3 separate regions of the Homo sapiens genome follow, and all the other regions are linked to region 2. Evidence: chromatin contacts called from ENCODE Hi-C or POLR2A ChIA-PET data. All regions are on one chromosome and are shown on one strand. The core of a region is the stretch at or near the end of the contact, and the rest is flanking DNA. Distances in the headings are between cores, read along the strand shown.

What was found. A loop is a pair of places that touch in the nucleus more often than their neighbours do. ChIA-PET counts read pairs that join two places held with the same protein, here RNA polymerase II (POLR2A). Pooled maps may share reads with other maps.
Region 1: a map of CD4-positive, alpha-beta T cell shows a loop between it and region 2 (4-fold over the local background). The contact joins the promoter of WDR19 here to the promoter of KLF3 in region 2. A Hi-C loop is called at or near these places in 1 of 168 maps with a recorded cell type or tissue (CD4-positive, alpha-beta T cell) and 10 of 50 pooled maps. POLR2A ChIA-PET finds 5 or more read pairs at or near these places in 1 of 52 experiments (BJ).
Region 3: a map of ascending aorta shows a loop between it and region 2 (8-fold over the local background). The contact joins the promoter of RPL9 here to the promoter of KLF3 in region 2. A Hi-C loop is called at or near these places in 1 of 168 maps with a recorded cell type or tissue (ascending aorta) and 10 of 50 pooled maps.

The regions. Positions count from the first base shown.
Region 1 is chr4:39,181,218-39,183,917 of GRCh38, reverse strand. It overlaps WDR19 (WD repeat domain 19), which reads right to left and starts at 1,389. Exons shown (of 37, transcript NM_025132.4): 1 at 1,355-1,389. The coding sequence starts at 1,360. RefSeq lists enhancers at 351-420, 1,121-1,270, 1,395-1,689, 1,541-1,720.
Region 2 is chr4:38,662,939-38,665,638 of GRCh38, reverse strand. KLF3 (KLF transcription factor 3) reads right to left here and starts at 1,440. Exons shown (of 6, transcript NM_016531.6): 1 at 1,178-1,440. It overlaps KLF3-AS1 (KLF3 antisense RNA 1), which reads left to right and starts at 746. Exons shown (of 16, transcript NR_171644.1): 1 at 746-845. RefSeq lists silencers at 700-1,049, 1,110-1,709, 1,720-1,989, 2,020-2,539 and a promoter at 1,178-1,980.
Region 3 is chr4:39,457,567-39,460,266 of GRCh38, reverse strand. It overlaps RPL9 (ribosomal protein L9), which reads left to right and starts at 1,345. Exons shown (of 8, transcript NM_000661.5): 1 at 1,345-1,376; 2 at 1,827-1,873; 3 at 1,958-2,073; 4 at 2,586-2,681. The coding sequence starts at 1,828. It overlaps LIAS (lipoic acid synthetase), which reads right to left and starts at 1,211. Exons shown (of 11, transcript NM_006859.4): 1 at 1,105-1,211. The coding sequence starts at 1,149. RefSeq lists enhancers at 684-733, 1,104-1,398, 1,594-2,344 and a silencer at 1,114-1,163.

The DNA.
Region 1 (2,700 bases), core at 140-2,639, 520 kb before region 2:
ACCTTCAATGGCTGACTTGCCTCTAGCTGTGATTTCATATTATTTTTTTTCAGTGGAGCTCTATAGATGCTCCACATACCGTGCAGAGGAAAAACTGCTAGTTTCACAACCAAAAAACCAAGACTTAAATTTTGTTTGTAGCTTATTAGCTGTAGGGCTTTAAGTAAGTCGTTTAAATTGCCTCCAGCAAAAAATTCTCAACTGTAAATCATGAATAATAACTCTTCACTTCTAATATTTCATAAATTGTAAAGAGCTTTAGAAATAAAAATGGGAGTTATGATTACTGGTCCGTCAATTCCAATTTCCACACTAATAGCCACGAAGAAGCATGAGGACATCTAAAATAATTTTAAAATTGAGCCTTCCAGCCGGGCGCGGTGGCTCACGCCTGTAATCTCAGCACTTTGGGAGCCCGAGGTCGGGGGATCATGAGGTCAGGAGAGTGACAGCATCCTGGCTAACACGGTGAAACCCCATCTCTACTAAAAATACAAAAAATTAGCTGGGTGTGGTGGCACGCGCCTGTAGTCCCAGCTACTCGGGGGGCTGAGGCAGGAGAATCGCTTGAACCCAGGAGGTGGAGGTTGCAGGGAGCAGAGATTGCGCCACTGCACTCCAGCCTGGGTAACAGAGCGAGACTCAGTAAAAAAAAAAAAAAAAAAAAGCCTTCCATTTCTTTGCCAGAGCAGAGCAAGGGGGGACTGCTCTGATAAATCAGAAAGTGGGGTGAACAAGAAGCCCAAGCCTAGAAACCGTGCGTGCAGAGGATGAGGCACATGAGCGTGAGACCTGAGTTTTCGGGTGCAGATTTCCCGTCAATAATGTACACTCGCTAGCAGGTGATTGGACTGGTCACAGGTAATACATTTTGAAGTTATTCTTTAGGAGGCTTTTCATTCTTTTTAAGGCGCTGGGCAGCTGCGCGGCTTGCCAGAGGCTTAGCCCCAAGAAATGAGGTAGCTCGTGACATCGGACCCAGTCAACTTCACAGCGACCCTCCAAACGCGTTAACTCGACCAGTTCTTTCCGCGTGCGAAGCTGGGGTATCTTTAGATCCAGTCCGCTCATTTCGGCCAGGGAGGGGTTCCCACTTTCTGCACCGCTTCTACGGCGTCTGCAGTCCCCAAAACGAGAGGCCTCTCTCTCCGCCCTCTCCTCTCCTCCTATTTTCTTTCCTTTCTCTCGTCCCTTCAGCTTCGCCCCCGCTCTCTCTGGCCACCTCTCTCTCTCTCTCTCTTCCTCATTTCCAACGAACTCAGAAGGGAGAGGGACAGATATCCTCTTTTAAAAGCGACCAAGGGCCAGTAGTCGCGTTTTCCCGCCCCACCCCGGGAATTTGTAAGTTATTTACCTTCATCTCCACGCTCGAGCCGCTACGCGAACTATGAAGTACGCAGGCGCACCCGGTCTCCACCAAGCAGGCTACCGCGTTCCCGTCACCCAGGAGACCGCGCGAGCAGCGACCAATCAGCGAGTGCTAATTGAAAGGCGGTGCCTCGAGGGGCCGGGCCAAGCGCACCGCCCTCTGCGAGGGTGGGTGAGAGGCGGAGGGTGGAATCACATGACATCAGAGACGCTAACCCTGGGAAGTTGGGCGTCGCGAGGCCTTGCTGAGCCTCGGCTTCCTGGCTGGCTCTGATTGGATGAGATTCGTCCGGGAGAGACGGGCTCTGTGAGCCCTCAAAGGCGCGTGCGTAAATTTTGGACCGCGATGACTAAGATGTCAGTGCTGGCCAAAGGGGGCGCCGAGAAGCTGAAGGAAAGAAGACGCAGAATGTTAGATTAAAGGAGGCAGGATGGGCTAAATACTCCTATACAGTCCACGCAAAGAGGGGTTGGACGAGCTCGGGTATATCTTTTTTTCTTCCAGGTTTCTGGGGTAGAAGGGAGGAGGCATAAGAGGTACAATAGTTTATTTCAAGGTAGGGTTGTTGGTGCTTTTTTTTTTTCAGTTTCACCAAAATCTTTTTTTTTTTTCAATGTCAACAAAATGTGCTAGCTAACGTGGGCAGGAAAAATGAGCTCCAATAGTTTTCCTTTAGAGTTTGGATCTGGCAGCTTTTCCCCAAGTATAAAGCCCTGTTGTACAGTATTTGTGCTGCATTATTTATAGCATGAAAGTGCATCTTTTACCCAAGCGTCTGAAAGTGTTGAAACAGTCTACCTTTTGCTTTTCTTTTCGACATCAGGTAGGAATCTGATTGGCTTAGAGAAAGTTAATCAATGATTTGAAATAACTAATAATGAATGTTTGCAAATTCTTAAGTAGGGTGCTATGCCTTTGCACTGGGGTTTTCAGTTACGTTACGACAGGGGTCCGGATCCAGACCCCAAGAGAGGGTTCTTGGATCGCGCGCAAGAAAGAATTCAGGGCGAGTTCTCAGTGCTGAGAAAAGCAAGTTTATTAAAACACGTAAAGTGGTGAAAGGACAGCTACTCCATAGACAGAGTAGGACATTCCTGAAAGCAAGAGAAGGGACGCATCCACCCTAGGTACAATGCTTGTATATATGGGGAGATGTGCTCTGCTACAAGGGTTTGTGATCAAAGATTAATTTTCTTAATTATTTTGCAGGAATTGATATTATTATCTTTAAAGCAAAATTAGGAATGCCTTTGTTCTCCAGATATCCCGATATCTGGGTCTGTTTTAGTAAACATTATTAATTTATTCCCTTAATCGTAAACATCTAGAGG
Region 2 (2,700 bases), core at 191-2,690:
CTTGGGTGATATTAATGGAAACATAAATTCTGAGTAAGAAATTCAGTGGTTAAGTGTAAAATGTTTATTTTAGTGAAATACAAGAAGGTGAGCAATTTCCAATTTCCGTTTAACTTGACTTATTAAAAATAAGTCTCATTCACATTCTTCTAGTATTATTGTATACTGCTATAAAATTTAAACCAGAAAAGTGCTTCTCCTTGTCAGTAGCTATCTGCCCAAAAAAATGAATATGACAATTCCAGATCTCATCTGCCATCTCTAAGAAAGCCACTTGGAAATGTTAGGTAGGTCCCATGGGTCCTGATCCAGGGATCTGTCCCTGGGTCCCCATCAGGCTCGGCTGCAGGCAGTTGCCTAAGGCGTCTTCCGCCTTCAGCCACGCTGCAATCCTTGCTCCAGGCACTGCGGCAGGTTCTCTCCATGCCCCCAGGAAGACTCTCCAAACCCGACCAGCTCATTTCTCCTGCCCCGGAGGATCCAGACGCCCTGGCAGCTCCTGGGCTCCAGAACCGAGAATGGGATGCTGCCTCCAATCCCAATTGCCCTAAGTTTCTTTCCAGAGGGCCGGGAGACTGCTCCAAGTTTGCTGTGGCGGGCGAGCGGCCGCGCGCCGTGTCCTGGGAGGGGGGCGGCGGGGGGCGCGGGCGGAGGGAGGGGAGGGGAAGGACGCGGGAGCCTGGGTTGTGGTGGTGGTGGGGGGGCACCGGGAGGGGGAGGAGCAGGAGCGCGCGGCCGCGGCGCTACCTTTCTCCAAACAACGTTGCCACACGCGGAGAGCACGGAGATTTCTGGGGCTTTGGAGGGAATCGTGAGCGGGCGGGAGGAGGCCGGGGACCACACAGGTGAGCCCCCGCCCGCGCCCTGCCCGGGACGGCGGCGGGCGCTGCCAGCCCCGCTCCCCCGCACCCGGGGTCCGCACGGTGCCTCGCCTCAACCCCTCACTTTTCACCGCGAACCCGTGACCCCCTCCTCCTTGCTTGCTCTCCGCCCCCACCCCGGCTAAGTGTAGCCGCCACACTTTCCCAAGCCCGCAGGCGCCCCCCCCAACACCAGCGCTGCACCCCCGACCCATTCCCCGCGGCCCCCTCCAGGAGAAAAAATGAAACCAGACTGGCCGAGGAGGGGGGCGGCAGGGACCAGGGTGCGGAGCAGAGGTGAGGGAGACGGGACTTACTTTGCGAGGCGCGGTGCAGGGCGCCGCCGACGAGAAATAAAGGCCCCGATACGGGCTGCCTGGAGCCCCCCGAGCGCAGCAATGTCAGGGCTCCAGTCCGGGCGGCGTTGGCGGCCGCAGGGGACGGGGACGGGCGCGCGTGCGGCGGGCGCTCTCGCTGCGCTCCGGCTCGGGCCCCGGCTCCGCGCGGCTCCGCTCCTGGCTCCCCTCTGGCTCCTGGCACCAACTCCGGGCAGTCACATGACGCCGGCGCCGCTCGCTCTGCGAGCCTCCCGGGGCTGGCGGGGTAAGTAGAGGCTGGGACCCGGGGTGGGAGGGTCAGGGAGGGGAGAGGGAGCCGCCGCGGCCGCCCGGGCTGGGCGGGTCCCCACCCACTTGGGTGGAGGCAGCCGCCGGAGGGGTCGGCCGAGTCACTCGCGCAAACACGCACCCCGCCCTGCGCCCTTCCCCCGCCACCCCCGCCTCCCGCGCCGCCTCCGCCCCGCCCCGCCCAGTCACCCGGGGACGGCCTGACAGACACTCATTATTCCCCGGAGCCGGGCGCCGCCCCGCCGGCCCAACCTGTCCCACGAGGCGCGGCGCGGCCGTGGGGCTGGGCGTGCGCGGCGCGGCCTCCGCCCCCCGCCCGCGTCCCCGCCCGCGTCCCCTCCCCGCGCCCTCCTCCCCGGAGTCCGCGCCCCGCCAGCCCTCCCGCCCGGCCCAGCCGCCGCGCCGCCGCCCGAGCCCGGGGGGAAGGAAGGGCGGCGCTGCCCGCTCCGGGCGTCACACGGCTGCGGCCCGCTGCGCTGCTTCCAAAACACACAGCCGGGCTCGCGGGCGAGCCGAGGCGGGGGGCGCGGGCTGCCAGGGCCATCGATCAGCCGGCTCCAGCGGGAAGGGCGGCCCCGGGCGCGGCGGGAAGGGCTGGGCCCCGCGGCCGGCGCGGCGCGGCGCGGCCCCTCCTCGGCTGAGCGCACTCAGCTCACTGCAAGAGAAAAGCCGAGCCGAGGCGGCCGCGGTGCAGGAGCGAGTGGGCCGGGCGGGTTCGGGAGGGGAAGAGCGGCCGCTGGGGCGCGCCGAGCCTCCCTGGCCCCGAGTCGCCGGGGTCAGGGGACACCCTGTAGGCGCGCTCTTTCTTTGTGCCCTGGGGCGACGGGTCCCCCTGGCCGGCGGCCCAGGCGGCGCCCCCCACCTCGTGGGACTTTTCTTTGAAGGCCCGGAGACCCCTGGGGCAAAACTCCCACGGGCCAGGCCTGCCGCTGGAGCTAAAAAGCGGCATTTGCGCAGTTGGGCTTGCCTGGAAACTTGGCAAACTTTGGTCGGATCCTCCCCTGCAGAGCGAGGGCCTGGCCTGGCGACCCCCTCATTTCAAGTCGCTTCTAGGGACCTAGCGCCCTAAGCTCAGTGGCCTTCAGGGTGCTGCGAGCGAGCGGGGCGGCACAAAAGCGCGTTCGGTCCAAGCCAGGCCCCTTCGAGGACTTTGTGTAGATTGGTACCTAAGTTTAATGCCTTTTGAGTTTCTTTTTAAACAGTATTAATGTAAT
Region 3 (2,700 bases), core at 96-2,595, 790 kb before region 2:
AGCCACCGCACCCGGCCCGAAAATCTCTGGAACTAACATATATCACACTTTCATGTACTCCACCTACCAGGAACTAGATGTTTGTCTTTCAACAAGATTGAACTGCAATAACTGAAGAAGGTGCCACAGTTTAAAACTGTTCTGGTCCTGACTTGAATCAGGGGCGTTTAAAGTGAAGTGTGCAATAAATCTCTCGAGCTTTGAATAATTGTTGAAACGTAGGTTAATAATGCCCAATTAGTTTCAGACAACTGGAAGGTTAAAACCAAGCCTAACGTTTTTACTTTCTTTTTCTTTTTTTTTTTTTGAGATGGAGTCTCGCTCTGTCGCCCAGGTTGGAGTGCAGTTGCGCGATCTCGGCTCACTGCAACCTCCGCCTCGCGGGTTCAAGCGATTCTCCTGCCTCAGCCTGGCGAGTAGCTGGGACTACAGGCGCACGCCACCACGCTCAGCTAATTTTTGTATTTTTAATAGAGGCGGGGTTTCACCATGTTGGCCAGGATGAACGTTTTTACTTTCTAGGTTACATTGTTTCTGTGTTTGAACGTGGCAGTCAAGAACATAAGAAATCATGGTATTCGGCTTTTACATCTGAACACAAACGTGTATGAGATAGCCAAAACACTACAAAATCCACGAGTCTGCACATGTATCTCAAAAGAACCTTCGACAACTCAAAGAGTGCCTGTTAGGGTGTTGCACGATTGCTACTGCACTTCTCAATGTCTGCCGCTGAAGCCTAGCGGACAGGTTTGTGTTCTCTGCGGCTAGAGTGGTGTCTCACACACAGTAAGAGTCCAAGACAGAATAGCTATGTGGGGTGCTCACTGCAGTGCTCCATAAATATAGGGTACAAACCACTCTAAGCAGAAAATAAGTCCTCGGTGCTGGCCCAGAGAGACTTGCAAACAAACTGATGCCAGAGACTCTATATCATGGGGCTGGCGGGATAATTACATGAGATTACACGAAAAACGTTTAAAACTGCCGTTGGCTAGTAGTAAATGTTCAGTAAATGCACTGGCCTTTATTATTGGGCATGGGCGCTCTGAAGGGATAGGATCCCCCCACCCCACGCCCAAACCCGTTCGCCCCGCCGCTCACCCGGGGCCCCAGGGTGCGGGCTGCATCCCCGCAGCGTAGAGACATTTCCTCTTTAGGACTAGCGCAGTGCAGGGGTTGAGGGATCGCTAACTCCCGGGAAAGGACAGGTCGAAATTACGTCGCTCCATTTATGACAAGCAGCCAAGCTGCTCCACGATTGGCTGCTTTAGCCTTACGTGCGTCGCGCACTCATGACGCAATACGCAGGCCCCTTACGCGATACAAGTACGTAATGACGACAGACGTTCTTTCTTTGCTGCGTCTACTGCGAGGTAAGGATGTTTCTGTGCTCGTGGGGGTACTGGGAATCTGAAACCATCTGCTCTGGGAAAGGCTGCGGCGCGGCTCCCACTCTCGGAACCTTGTCCTGTTTGTCCCCCAGCTCGGCAAGCGCCATATGAGCCTGGCGGCGCCAGATGCGAATCCTGTTGTGGGCTTTTTGGCCTATTCCCGCCCCTCAGTCTTGCCGGGATGGCACCGCCCGCATAGGACTTCCAGGGTTGGGCTGAGTGGGAGTTCGACTGCTGGGCCTCGTAATTCTCGCTTTGGGGCTGCTCCTTCCAGGCTGGGACACACTGGGGCCCGCTGTCGGTCTCCCGTCCTCCGACATCTTGTCTGGAACTTCCGCCTGGCAGTCTCCAGTAGGAGTGGAGCTCTGTGCGGCGTAGTTTGGTGGAAAAACGGGCCTTGCGTCGGCCTCACCCCCAGTGTTTGTGTTTCAGAATGAAGACTATTCTCAGCAATCAGACTGTCGACATTCCAGAAAATGGTATGAGACTTGATGTCTTTTACTTACATCTTTACTGCACGTTCCAAGCGTTGTGTGGCCTGACGAGTGTGTTCTCTCTTCTAGTCGACATTACTCTGAAGGGACGCACAGTTATCGTGAAGGGCCCCAGAGGAACCCTGCGGAGGGACTTCAATCACATCAATGTAGAACTCAGCCTTCTTGGAAAGAAAAAAAAGAGGGTGAGGGTTTTTCTTCTGATAATTCAGTTGCTCGTTGGAAGGTGGTTTATAACAGCATCACATTTGGTTGCTTTAACAATTTTCGAATTAAGGTTCAGTGCTTCAGCTTTAAATGTTGCTGTCCAGAATACCAGCCTGTTCAGTGAAATTGAAAAACCAGATTCTGAACACAGCCAATTATATAAAGCTCAAATGTAATAGTGGTCATCAGTGACACGTCTTAATGGTGTTAGAAGTTTGGTTTATTTTCCTAGTGATTGCTTTGTAAAAATCACAGGAACCGGCAGTAGGTCATTTAAACCTGATGATTTAATTTTCCAGAAGGGAAGTTTGTTGCAACTTCTACAAAGCTTAACTGTTGGGAGGTTTTATAGGTGGTTGGATTTTTCCAGTTGAAAACCATGTGCTTTGATAAGGGTTAATTCTAGAATCTTAAAGTAATTCGGTAAGTGGTCTGTTGTCTTTTAAGCCTGCATATTTCTGGAAAGAATACATTTTTTGTTCTGTTACAGCTCCGGGTTGACAAATGGTGGGGTAACAGAAAGGAACTGGCTACCGTTCGGACTATTTGTAGTCATGTACAGAACATGATCAAGGGTGTTACACTGGTAAGCAGATGTATCAGAC